Regions from separate parts of the Homo sapiens genome. Here region 1 is linked to region 2. A link is an interaction called in ENCODE POLR2A ChIA-PET data of the cell type or tissue named here. Cell type or tissue: MCF 10A. All regions are shown on one strand. Each heading gives the region's core, and the rest is flanking DNA. Links, peaks and the distances in the headings are about the cores only. Region 1 overlaps LOC107986297 (a long non-coding RNA gene). Region 2 holds the start of LOC124900741 (a long non-coding RNA gene).

Region 1 (6,673 bases), core at 757-5,756, 50 kb after region 2:
GTGCAGCTAGTAAGATAAGAAAATGGGGAACTTCTACATGATGCCTTTGGTCCTTCCCTTGCTTGCTGAATCGGGTTACTAAGTTCACAAAATGCTTGAAGTTTTGGGGGTTAAGACATAGATCTTGCACTTAGTCTAATATTGGTGATCTGAGGCATCATGTCCCCACCCACCCGAAAACATGAGTTAGAACCATGAGGAAGTTAGTGGCTGAGAACTCACAAAAATCACAAGCCAAGCTCTTGACCTTTCCATGGAAGGAAGACCAACTAATTAGAAGGCAAGCTAAGTTTAACCAGGCCATAGGGAGCCAGTGGACCCCTGGATAGCATCTAAACAACAATAGTAAAAGTTATTTCTGCCTGCAGGTTGCAAGGTTCTATCTATTTTTTTGAAGACAAGAAACTGGAGACCTAAGTGTGTGACATGTTTTAATTCACAACACTGCACTTCTGGTCCAGAAATACAATGAAGGTAAACATAATTCATTCATGTACTTTTTCCAATAAGTGAGGAGAGTCCTGCAGATGAAGTGAGCTGATCCCATCCTGACTGGCTTATCAGTTCTGGGACTTTCTCTAAAGGTAAAGTGATCCAGGGTGGTCCTCAACCCTCATTCCAACTTGAAACTAATGTTTTTGATAACCGGCTGTTGTTCTTAAAACACTTTATCTCACATCTTTATCCTTTGGGCACCCTTATTTGTCCATCACTGCCCCTCTCTCAGGCCCTTTGTCTTCTGCAGTTCTCCTTCCTGGTTCGACCCAACCTGCTTTCCTTTCTCCTCCAAGTCTTTCCCTTCCTAAGTCCCTCTTTTGCAGTGAACCGATGTTCCTGAATCCTAAAACTACCCTGAATACTTCTACTTTCTGCCTTAACCAACTCCTCTCCTCTGTTATACTTCTTGGTTTGCTGCAACCTGGCTTCTACCCCAGTCTACTGGAAGCATTCTTACAGGAATGGTTGCATTTGCAATAGAAACTAACAATAATTCTATGAGTTAGTTACCATTATTCTCATCTTATCATGGAGATAATAATAGAACTGAATTCACAGGGTCTGTGTGAGCTTCCAATAGTATGCACTTAGTTTTCAAAGGACACTCTGTCAATTGAAATAGTCTCGCTCTGTCACCCAGGCTGGAGTGTAGTGGTGTGATCATAGCTTACTGCAACCTTGAACTCTAGGGCTCAAGTGATCCTCCCACCTCAGCCTCCAGAGGAGTTTGGACTACAGGCGTGCATCACCACGCCCAACTAAATTTTTTTTATGTTTTTATAGAGATGGGGTATCACTGTGTTTCCTAGGTTGTTCTAGAACTCCTGGGCTCAACCAATCCTCCTGCCTCAACTGCTCAAAATACTGGGATTATAGCCATGAGCCATGGCACTCAGCCTGTTGCTACTATTCTTATTACTATCATGTTGTTGTGTGTTTTAATTTTTTACTTTTTCCTTCTTTGGAAATGCTCTTTTTCCTTATTTCTGGAGCAAGTTTATTTTTGGATTTTCATTCTTCTTATCTGGACACTTCCTGTGTTTCCCTTATAGCTCTTCTTCCTTTACCATTCCTTGGAAATTTAATGTGTTTTGGAGCTCTTCCTGGGCCAAAGGCCGTAGAAGAAATATCTTCTTCTTTCACCATTTCTACTATTATCTACTTGTTAGTTATTCTCAACCCTTTACCTCCAGATGGTAACTTCACTGAGTTCCAGAATCATTCATGTAATCACTATTTCTCTATTTTTCCCATCTCAGTGAATGGAAACATTTGCCAGTTGCCCAGGACAAAAACTGGATATCATTAATGACTCTCCATCATATTTAATCAATCAATAAGAAAAGAAAGAATAAAAAACGTTGAGATCAGATTGCAAAAGGCCTTTAATACAGGGAATAAAATTTAGAAGTAGAGGACTAGAGATATGTGTAGCTGAGTTTGAGTCCTGGTTTAGTCTCTCACTGTTTAAGCTTAGACAACACAAACAAGAGAGAAAGAGAGAGGAACTTTCCTGAGCTGCAGTCAGTTTTCTGATTGACAGATTTGGGCAAATAGCATTGTTAGGAAGATTGAAGAAAATATACTGCAGGCACTTGAAACACAAAAGCTATTATTGTAACAATCTGTAGGTGATAGTTCCTGTTATCTGCAATTGTATTTCTATATTTATTGGAAAGTTAGAGACTATTGAACTAAAGTTGCATAGAAACAGATTATCCCTCTTCCCTGCGAGTATATAGAGACCTGCCTTGGGACTCTCTATGTCTATAGTGTAATCAGGAATTTAGTATAATGAAGACACTCTTAACTGGAGTAAGTGGCCCTGTGACTCCTGAGACATTCTCAGAGGTACTTAAGGATTTATGGAGATGCTTAACCTGCAATTTCTGCTTTAAGCCACATCTGGCCCAGCTGTGTTTCCAAACAGGGTGCTAGAGCCCTGTTAAACTCTAACTCGGAGCAACTCCTATTAACGGTAATTAAGCTCTTTACCACTTTAATAAACACAGAAAATATACTTTTAAAAGTCTTCACCAGCCTATTTATTTTGTTTTTAAGAATGATAACTCAGTTCCTTATTTGCTTTCCTTTTAGAGAGAGCCTATAAATTATATTACAGTTGCATTTTTAAATCTTTTCTATAAAAAAATTACAAATCATATGAGCCAAGAAATTATAACAGTTTGAAGCTGGAAGAAAGTAAATCTTCAAACGTTTTTGGGAATAGTATGGCTTGGTCTAATATTGCCTCTAAAGTTTTGTAATGAATCACTTTTCCATTGTCCTGGAGGATGGAATTTTGCCTGACTTCTGTTCAAGAGTATTCTGGAGTTAGTAACCTAACTACTAACTCATTTTTTGTCTCTTTGAGATATTTCTCCTGACAGTCTATATTTTCTTTTCTGAATTTCATATCTGGCCCTATTCCCTTGAACCAAACAAAATGACTAATTTCTTCCCCATTTTAACTTTTTTTGTAACATATGACCTGTTATTCTACTCCCAGTTTGTTCTACCTTAACCAAACTGTCCACATTTAGGGGCTTGAATCTTCCTTTATTTCCTTCATTGTTTTATTCTTGATTGTGTTACTGGTACTACTGATAACTACAGTGTAAAAAGCACGGAGTTTTCCAAGTTTGAAAATTAATTTGGTAGCTATCGTTGCCAAGGAAACTACTTTTACTGTATATCAGTTTTATTTAGCACATAGAGTCCACTATGAGATAGATTTAAAAGAATCACAGCCAAATTTCTTTGTCTCTCTATTATTTTTTTTCTCTCTGTAATTCAGAAAATTGGGCCTCAGTTCCAAGAAGAAGCTGAGGAAAATAATAACTTCCCTGAGCACCAACTTTAAATATACACATTGTTTATGAAATACCAGTGGTAAACTGAGACAGTCGCTGGTGAGATTCCTAAAATAGGAGCTGGGGAACCCATATTTAACACTGGATTACTGAATGAGCCTGTAAGGATTTAAGTTTTGCAATATTATTTATGTTTTATTTTACAATATGGTCTGTCTCAAAAAACTATACTCCATAAAGGTAACCCATTCTTTGGCATAAGAGCAGAACAGTTTTCCCCATAAATACATGCTTCCTGTTACTAAATTTTAGGAAATGTTAAATGATTATGAAAATGCTATGTAATTATATATTTGCATATTTATATTTATATACTACACTCATTAATTTAAAATTTACCATGCTTAGTTTTAAATTAGTTCAGTTAACTGACCAGATGGTAACAATGCTATTTCTGTCAAATCCTTAGGAGAATACTTGATACATCTAAGAAGATATATCAAACACACGTGAAAAGGATAGTTATTGAGTGCGGTGTCTTCTCATGAAACAAATCACTATTTTCAGCCTTTAGCAGCCCAGATTTTTAATGTATCTGCCTCAAATAGCCAGAGGCAGGCAGGATTAAAAACAAATGAGATCAGCCTTCTTCAGTTATCACTAAACACGAGTAGCTGTTCACCACGGGCAAGTGGCTACTTGCAAAGCGGAAGTCCCATCCTGCCATCCTCATCACACCTCCCTCCCTTTATTATTCCTGTTAATAGGCTTGCATGAATAGTCAGGCAGGGGAGATATTTTTGCTCACAGCGTCTATTTGTTTTTGCACAGATGACTATTTAGATAAACCAGCAGGTCCTTGTTAAAACTGTGAAGGAGTCGATATTTATCTATTTTCTTCCTGCTTTGACTCATCTGTGGCATACCCACCCACCCTTTTCTGACTACCTTCTGCCAATCCATTCCCCCTAATAAAACAAGAACATTACACTTTGATTGTCATACCTTCCCACCATACAATACAATTACCCCCAAGGTATTCGCCTTAATTTAAATGTTTACTTTTCAGTACCAGAAAAATTTCACTTCCCTAGCTGCTTTGTCACTGATACTTTCACATCTGTTTATCAGTGAGATGATGAGGAAATAGTTTATCTCCATTTAAAAAAGATAATACTTCTAAAAATATTTTTCAGAAGCTAGCAAACTGGAACCACTCAAGTGAATATTTCTTCCTTTCTCCTGCTTTCCCTTTTCTCCGAAACTCAAACATCTAAGTATTTGGGTAGTTTGTGGAAAAATCCACCCTCTAATTGTTTTTGCCTTGGTTTCTTTTTTTATTTATTTTTTTGAGACAAAGTCCCGCTCTGTTGCCCAGGCTGGTGTGCAATGGTGCGACCTCTGCTCTCTGCAACCTCGCCTCCTGGGTTCAAGCAATTCTTCTGTCTCAGCCTCCTGAGTTGCTGGGATTACAGGCACATGCCACCACACCTGGCTAATTTTTTTGTATTTTTAGTAGAGACAGGGCATCACCATATTGGTCAGGCTGGTCTTAAACTCCTGACCTCAGGTGATCCACCCATCTCGGCCTCCCAAAGTGCTGGGATTTCAGGCGTGAGCCACCGCGCCCGGCCATTTTTGCCTTGGTTTCTTAGAAAACTGTACAGGAGCGAGTAATGTTCTCTGAGCCTTTCCCTACTCCTGACCCAGAAACTACTTCTCAGGGAATGATAAACCTCAGATGTAACTGTTTACAGCCCCTTTCCCAGGAGCTGATGGATACACAGGAATATATCTTAGCGTCTAGTCTCAGAGTATTTTGACTGGGCCTTGCCTTTCTGTTGTCTCTTTAAATCCGTATACTCTTATATGCACCTACTCACTATTTGTTTTCTCATTTTTCTGTGCCAGACAACTAGCAGCATTTAATCAGTAGGACCTTGCTTCAGGTACTGTGCTGACACTGGCAGTTATAAGGACAAAAAAGAAAATTTGGTCCCACCCCCATGAAATTGACAGTATAATGGAAGACAGGCACATAAGTAGGTATTTAAAATGTCTTATACAATGATAGGAATAAATTCAGAGAGCTATGGGAGCTGACTTGATATGAGTCATGGAACATCAGTTAAAGCTAGCAAGAAAAGGGGGCAGAGAATTGAGGGGCATGGTCAGGAGGATCCTGAAGAGTGAAACAGCACATACAACTGCCTAGGAGGGGTGAGTCAGTGGGCAAATTGGCAGGAGTTGGAGGTATTTCACTATGGCTTAGGCTTTTGCATTTTACCATGAGAGAATGTCAATGTGAGGATGGTAATGATGATTAATTACTAATGTTCAAAGTAATTGCAGATGCTAGAAAAAAACTTTAATCTAGAATAGTTATACAAAAGTAATACTAAATATAGATATTTATAATAACTTTTATACTTTGTATCTAATTAGAATAGATCATGTGTGTTGAGAATCATGCTTCTAGATCTAAAAGGGACCTTGTGGATCAACTAAGCCACTTACTCAGTTTACAGATAAAGAAAACGAGGGTCAATAGTAATAAGTGACAATTTCAAGGTTGGCCTGCTAAAAGCAGAATGAGGATACTGGATTATTTAACATGTACACTATCAACTTAGTTGTAGTATAATTTTACTATAATCATAAACTCTATTTACATTTATTTCAATAAATGGTATTATTCATGGGGCACATTTACTTGTTCACCTTCAATTACTCCTATACTTCAATTGAAGTTTTCAGGGCTTTGGTTATAACATAATGATCAGTCATAGAGCCTATTTTATGTTATTCCTATTCCAGTTTTCTATATAGGAATTTGGATAACTAAAATACTTCCACTAAGTTTTCGGAGAATATGTGGACCATGACTTATCAAAATAAATCTGTACATATATAGAATAGTGAGAATCCACATAACACAATTCTGAAATTAATCAGTTCATTGTTGGGCTTTGTAAAGATAAAAGCTAGTGTTTGCATTATTTAAGCATTATCATCATTGGCAAATGTATTATAGTGTGCTCCAAACAGGATTCACCCTAATAGACAATGAGATAAATCATTTATTGAAGCAGTAAAGATAGTACTGCACTAGAGAGAACAAATGGAAATCTCAAGAGAAACTGAATGGGTATTACACAGGCTGATACCACAGTTTAATCCTCCCCTGTTCAATCACCAAATGCAAATGGAAAGTTGTTTTAAGGCAAAATTTAATCTCTTTTGCATCTGTTCTCTAAAGCCTTGTGTTAGACGGATATCTCACCGCAGAGCTGACATCCAAACAGGTTCAGAAGAATGCAAATCTAGCAGTAGAATGAAACCAAAGAACTCTGAAATTCGAT
Region 2 (6,673 bases), core at 905-5,904:
TACACATTTTCCTTTCTCCATCCACACTGTTCATCCTGTGGGGCAGCCCTGCAGGTAGGGAGGTCTAGTCAGGACCAGTACTGGTATGCTGGTGTGTGCATGTCTATCTTGTTCTGGGTGTCTATGTTAGGTAGCCCACTTGCCCATACATTTAAACCACATTTTTCACTTCTTATCTCGCTGATAGAAATTACACTTTTAGCAGTATTCACCCTTATGTGGGAGACAAATAACAGGTGATTAGTAATCAAAGATTCACATATTAAGGAAATTAGGACTTTTTCTTTTCTTTTCTTTTTCTGAGACAGAGTCTCTCTCTGTCGCCAGGCTGGAGTGCCGTGGCGCAATCTCAGCTCACTGCAACCTCTGCCTCCCAGGTTCAAGCGATTCTCTTGCCTCAGCCTCCCGAGTAGCTGGGACTGCAGGAGCATGCCACCACGCCCAGCTAATTTTTATATGTTTACTAGAGACGGGGTTTACTAGAGACCACGTTGGCCAGGATGGTTTCGATTTCCTGACCTTGTGATCCTCCCACCTTGGCCTCCCTAAGTGCTGGGATTACAGGTGTGAACCACTGTGCCTGGCTAGAAATTAGGACATTTTGAAAAAGCCATAGATGAGTGAGAAACCTTGGACTATGAAAGCATACCAGCGTTCATATTGAGAAACATATCATAGATGTTTCTTCCAATGGAAAGTACTTTATACCTCACCATGTGTCTCATGTAAAAGCAGTTAAAATCTCCAGCCATGGCAATCTTATGTTGCCATTTTGGCCACGGTTTAGAATTTACAAAGTTGACCCATAATTAATGATGTCTTTTGGTATTAACTATATTTCTTCTAAATAGGCACAACAAAAGTAAGCAAGCCGATAGGTGACTGAATTAGCTGTGGTTGCTATTTGTTTTCTATGTTATTTCTCTAATTTCTGTAAGATTCTCCAAGCTGGATAGTGTAAATCCCATTTTACAGATGTTGAAGCTAAGGCTTGAAATGGTTAAATAACTTTATTAAGGAAACAAGTGGATTTTCAAATCAGGATTTTTCAAAAACTCATACCTGACCTGTGTTGTTTTGCTATTTCCATGCTCATGTTCTTTCTATCATACTTTCTCTTTAGAATTAATATGATGTGAATTCAAATCCCATTCTATTTACATTTTTTGATTAGGGCATTGAATTTGTTTACATATCAATGACATTTTGTTTACTTTGCTCTGATAGTAACTTCAGAGTTAATTGTAATTCCAATTCTAATTTTTATACACATCAAAGAATAGAAATATAGAATACTCAAACATCTTAATTTTCTCAGCTAATAACTTTGCTTTGCACAGACTACAATGCTGAGCACAACAAATCGGGGATCAAAAGAATTTTAAATCCGACATACATTAAGAATTCACGTTGTTTTAACTTGCTAGTGTCATTCGTGCAGTTAGTAACATGACTACTTCAGTACAGAGAACTGTTTTAAGTTGTAAAGGCTACAGTGGGCCTTCAATAAGGTGGGACAGGTTTGCATGAGAGAGAAATTATTTTCCAAGGTGGTTGTCAAAAGAGGGATACAAACTAATGGTTCACAAATAGAAGCTGTGATGAATCTAGGATCTAAGGCTGCCCACATACATGGGGTGAATTTCTTAAAAGGAGTGTATAGGCTAAATACAACCATTGTTCTGAGTTCTAAATATACACTGCATTCAAGAAGTAATAAATACAAACAATATCCCTTTTATTTAGCGTTTTAGACCACTTTCATTTCTACTATCTTACAGAAAATGAATGAAAAATACCTCTTCAGATGTGGTGAAATATTTTGAAAAATGTGATAGGGAGAAATCTGATAGTTTTATCATTCTTTCTCTTATCAACTTTGCTATTCTCTTTAGGGTAGCCACCCCTGGGTAGGGTAGTCTTGAAAGCTAACGAAACAGGTTTATATCATGTTTGTTTTTCATACAACGAGTGTTTCCTTCCTTTGTAAATGTCTCTTGAGCCAGATACGTTGAACAGAAGCAGGGATACAGAAGAGTATAGCTCCCAAGAGGACAGGGAATGGCACAGTTTGGGTGCCTGCTCTCTCCTTAGTGACTGTGCAGCCCAAGACAAATTCCTTCTGTTCTCTGAAACTTGTTCCTCATCTGTAGAATGAAAGTAATGATATTACTTATTCAATATTTATGTAGTTATTATCAAGAATAAATGGAAGGCATCTAAAATCTCAAATACATTGCAATGACTTCAAAACATGTTGGATATTATGATGGTAGTTATTGGCTATATTGTTCAAAACTGCCTTTAAAACTGTTATGATTTATGAAGATTTTAAAGAAAACTAGAAAAATTCAGTACCTCTCAAAGTAATCATTAACTTTCATCAACTTATCATCATTGACATTGTTATTCATAATCCTTGATTAGGATTTATGTTTACCAACCACACTTAGATGTCTATATCTGAGTGTTTCTGTCTAACAGAGGAAGTATTTTCATGTGAATCAACTTCAAAGCTTTCCTTTTGCCTTTTCCCAAAATGTATAAGAAGGCTTGCCCAGAATATAAAGATGCTATTAAAGGCAACAAACCCTAGGGCAACCTTCCCTAACACAAATTTTTTGGCTCCTTTTCCTTGTTGGAATATAAATGACAGACCACGTTGTATTCTCACTTTAGCTTTGTCTCTTTTAGCTAGAAATTTGCATATGATGAGGAAACTTGCTAGAACTGTCTCATTTGTCCAAATCCCTTCAATTTAAAGATCAGAAAAGAAGGACTTGAGCACTAAGAGGCTTTGCCAAGGTTGTACAGCCAGTTAGTGAGGGAGCTGAGGTAAGACCCAAACCTTCCCGACTCTCAATCTAGTGCAGTTCCCACGAATTCCCTGATGCCTCTCAGCTGGCTTCCTAGCTGTCATCCTACTACCAGATTTGGCATAGGCACATTTTTGTTAAAACTAGACAAGCAAGAACAGAAGTATTGTCTTATTCACAACATTATTTACCACCCGACTCCTCTCTCTTCATACCATTGTCTGCTGGACATGAGCATAAATTAAGATGTAGGTCTTGAAGGTAGAGCTAACAGTTGCTCTTCCAAAAACTTAGAAATTAGGAATTTTAAGGATGCAAATATAGATGTTTGCTATGGCTCTGAGAAAGTTGCTGGTACATTAAGTTCGTCTCTATACCAGATAAGATCCCTTAGAGCCTTTACTCTCTTCATCCCATTTCCTTGCTATAAGAGCCTTTCAAATCATTGATCAGGACAAATTCTCCCAGCTAAATATAATTAATTAAAAGAAATCTCCATCCATGTATTTAGAACAAATGCATACAAAATTTATCTTTGGGCTTTGGATCCTAATGTATTTTTAAAGGCAAAATAATTTATGGAAGGAACCTGTGGTCACCCTAGCCTTAAACATTTTTGGGGGAGAAATTTTAGATTTTTTTAGTCTGTGTAGAAATTAATTAGAAAAATCAGATTGTTCAAAGTTAATGAAAATGCTGCATTCAACTTTTAAATATTGGTATGTGTTGCTGAATTTCCTCAGCCAAGTTTCTGAGTCAAAGCTGAAGGACATCATTTCCCAGTTCTGGTTTATAAAGTCTCTTCCTCATAAGGTCTTCCTTCAAGAAGAGCAGCTACTCAAAATGAGAAGGGAGGAATATTGAGTAGAAATGATGACTCATTACCGCAACTCCCAGCAATAGAATAATCCATTCACACAGTTCTGTTTTTCTACGCCCTTATGCTAATGAATCACTGCTGTTTACTGTTTGGGGAGTAGCACCTTTCAACACCTGTAAGAAAGAAATGCTGTTTGAAAGCTTGCTTCTTGGGTAGAATGCCAAGATGTTTTGTGACATGCCCTACTTCCAAAAAACCTCATAGCAGAAAGGACTACATTCATATTCTCAACTTGCAGACTTCTCTTAGGTAGGGACTGCATTCCTCCTGGAAGTGTCTTACTGGAGTGAGGTCTGAACATGTTTGCATCACTGTCACTGTCAAGCAAAACAGACTTGATTGGGAATGAATTTGTTCATATTGACTCTGGCTTTTTAAAAGTAAACAAGTACAAATAAGGAGGTATAATATTAATGGTTTTGCATCTTAAGGAGAATTTATTATGTTTTGAATTTATTCTCTTGGCAATATTTGTCATTCATTCTTTGAACTTTCCAAGAAGTTTTGGATCAAGATAGTAGTTATCTCTTTCCTAATTAATCTTGGTCTGCAAATTTAGACATCTGAAATCAATTCTAGAAGCATCCAATTAAAAAAACAAGTTGAAAAATAAGTAATTTGATCTCTGGGAATATCACATCTAGCTATATTAACCTAGAATTGCTCCGTTTTGCTCAGATATTTCGTTCCATCATTTTGATTCTTATGATTGCATAATAAAGAATAACAAACTCTGTCAGGTTTTTTGGAACTGATGAATAAGGTATTTTGCTTCCCAATTTGACAGTTTATCAGAGTATGGTAATTCACTATGATGTTTCTCTAAGAATGTGTATTATTATCTCAATAGAGTTTTTGGTAAGGAAACAGGTCATCAGCATATAGATATTTGAGAATTCTATCTATAAGAAAGTAAATGTGAGTGAAGAGATTCTCTTTGAGAGTAGGATGTGATGTCCTCCAAAGAAATAAATAAGTTTGGAATACAAAATTGGAGACCAGCATAAAAACTGTGTTTCCTTAATGATGCTGGGGCAGTAGTAGCCCTAGAATCCTGACCTCCCAAGTCTCACAACTGGCAGAAAGAATTCTCCTAGAGAAAGGCAGTATCTCCAGTTGGACAGGAAAAAGAGCAAATAATACAATGAAATTGTTGGGGATTAAATGGAGGCTCAAATAATCTCTTTCCTTTTAGGTTGAGTACATTTGTTTTCTAAACAAATGGAAAATTGGTCTTAGAAATATATTTTAGCTAGTGTGGTGTTTCTACTTAGAAACCATTTTAAGCCTAGTCATAGTTCCAGATGGCCATGATGGAAATCATTCAACTCAATCAAGAGGTAAAACTAAAATATACAGCTGGGCCTTTGCCAGGATTTTGTTGTATTCTGGAAATACTGAATGTTTTAGGATCTCTAATATGTGTGGATGTGGTGCAGGGATATAGTACCTAGGCACGATGTGGCTATACTATGACAAAAACAGCTACATCAATGCCTGGTCACTCATAAAGCAAGTGGATCTATGGCAATGTAATATAGTCTCCATTTGTGTTCCTTGGGTGAACTCATTCTATCAGGGACTGCTGGCAAAAACAACAACAAAAGATTGACATACTGACCATTTCCATAGAGCTGTTCTTATTGTTGTAGTCCTGGTGCTCTGGGGATGATGAAAATAGATGGATTTTTGTGGCCCTTGTTCACTGGAAATCCATGATAACACAGCTGCACATCTAAAATTATAGTAATTTAAATCTTTCTTCCTCGTATGCTAGCCAGAGACTAATTCATGTCTAAATTTTCCATAATCACTTGTCATTCCAAGACACATTAAAGCATCTAATGTATTATCTTTGAGGATTACATCCGGTCAAAATATAATGTTCCTCCATAGTTTGGACTTTGATTTTTTAATTGAATTTAATATTTATTTAAAATATATACACACCAGGTATTTGCCAGGTACTGGCAACCTAGGTTTCAGTATTGTGAGCACACTAGAGCATAGGAGTGAGTGAGAATGAGAGGCTTTTTGTCTTTAAAATAGATGTCTTCCTAGGAGTTGCAGGGGCACACAAAATCTCTGAAATATGTTTGAGCTACAGGATCCTTAGTTTTGTAAACTATGGAATATTATTTCCTTTCTCGTGGCCTCATGTTTCTTTGTAAAATGGAGATAATACTTATATTACATGGTGCTTCTTAAGATTAAATTTAATGTATATAAAGCACCCAGTGCCATAACTGACAGAGAAAATGCTCAGTGGAAGGCATTTATTTCCATTGTTACTCTGGTTTTTGAGAGGAACATGCTTTTCTAGAAACTGTAGGATGTTTTTAATACAGCATCAAGATTTTGATTTGTGTGGAACTCTTCGGGCTTATTAACTCAGATTTGAAAAATCTGTGGGGCATAAAGGACCCTGACACCAACCCAAATCCCTCACAAAAAGAAACGGAGATAACAGAGATTCCTCCTGAGTACAGGAGATACAAAAAGATACGTTTCCCTTTGGGAAAATCAAGTGAAGGAGTGCTACTGATAGCATATGGAAGAGTGACACAGCTTTTGCCCCTGGTCCAGCTCCTAGGGACTCATGCATCATTCATTCAGTCCACAAATCTTTGTTGTATGAATGCTACCTACTAGGCATGGTTCCTGGTGCTGAGAATAAAGAAGTAAAAAGGCAATTGATAAAAATCACGGTCCTCATGAAACTTACACTGTAGTGAAGGGAGAAATAAACATGGTAAATAAATAATAATGTATGAAGCTGAGCACCGTGGCTCACACCTGTAATCCCAGCACTTTGGGAGGCTGAGGCAGTGGATCACTTCAGCACAGGAGTTTGAAATCAGCCTGGGCAACATAGCGAAACCCCTCTCTCTACCAAAAATATAAAAAAATTAGCCGGACATTGTGGTGGGGCCTGTGGTCTCAGCTAATTGGGCGGCTGAGGTGGGAGAATTACTTG

The links. ChIA-PET counts read pairs that join two places held together with the same protein. Peaks named below come from ENCODE experiments on the same cell type or tissue, not always from the same donor. Only the 100,000 strongest peaks of a DNase experiment are listed, where the experiment ranks them.
Region 1: POLR2A ChIA-PET joins it to region 2 with 8 read pairs; 2 of 35 experiments call an interaction of 5 or more read pairs at or near these places.

Annotation. Positions count from the first base shown.
Region 1 is chr4:101,689,897-101,696,569 of GRCh38, forward strand. It overlaps LOC107986297 (a long non-coding RNA gene), which reads left to right. Exons shown (of 3, transcript XR_001741778.1): 2 at 369-474. Among named protein-coding and RNA genes, the nearest start is that of BANK1, 97 kb to the right of the region's middle. In MCF 10A, for the core only: no CTCF peak of the experiment used is centred there; no DNase peak of the experiment used is centred there.
Region 2 is chr4:101,639,666-101,646,338 of GRCh38, forward strand. LOC124900741 (a long non-coding RNA gene) reads right to left here and starts at 5,431. Exons shown (of 2, transcript XR_007058204.1): 1 at 5,318-5,431; 2 at 1,722-2,147. In MCF 10A, for the core only: no CTCF peak of the experiment used is centred there; a DNase peak (open chromatin) is centred at 3,736.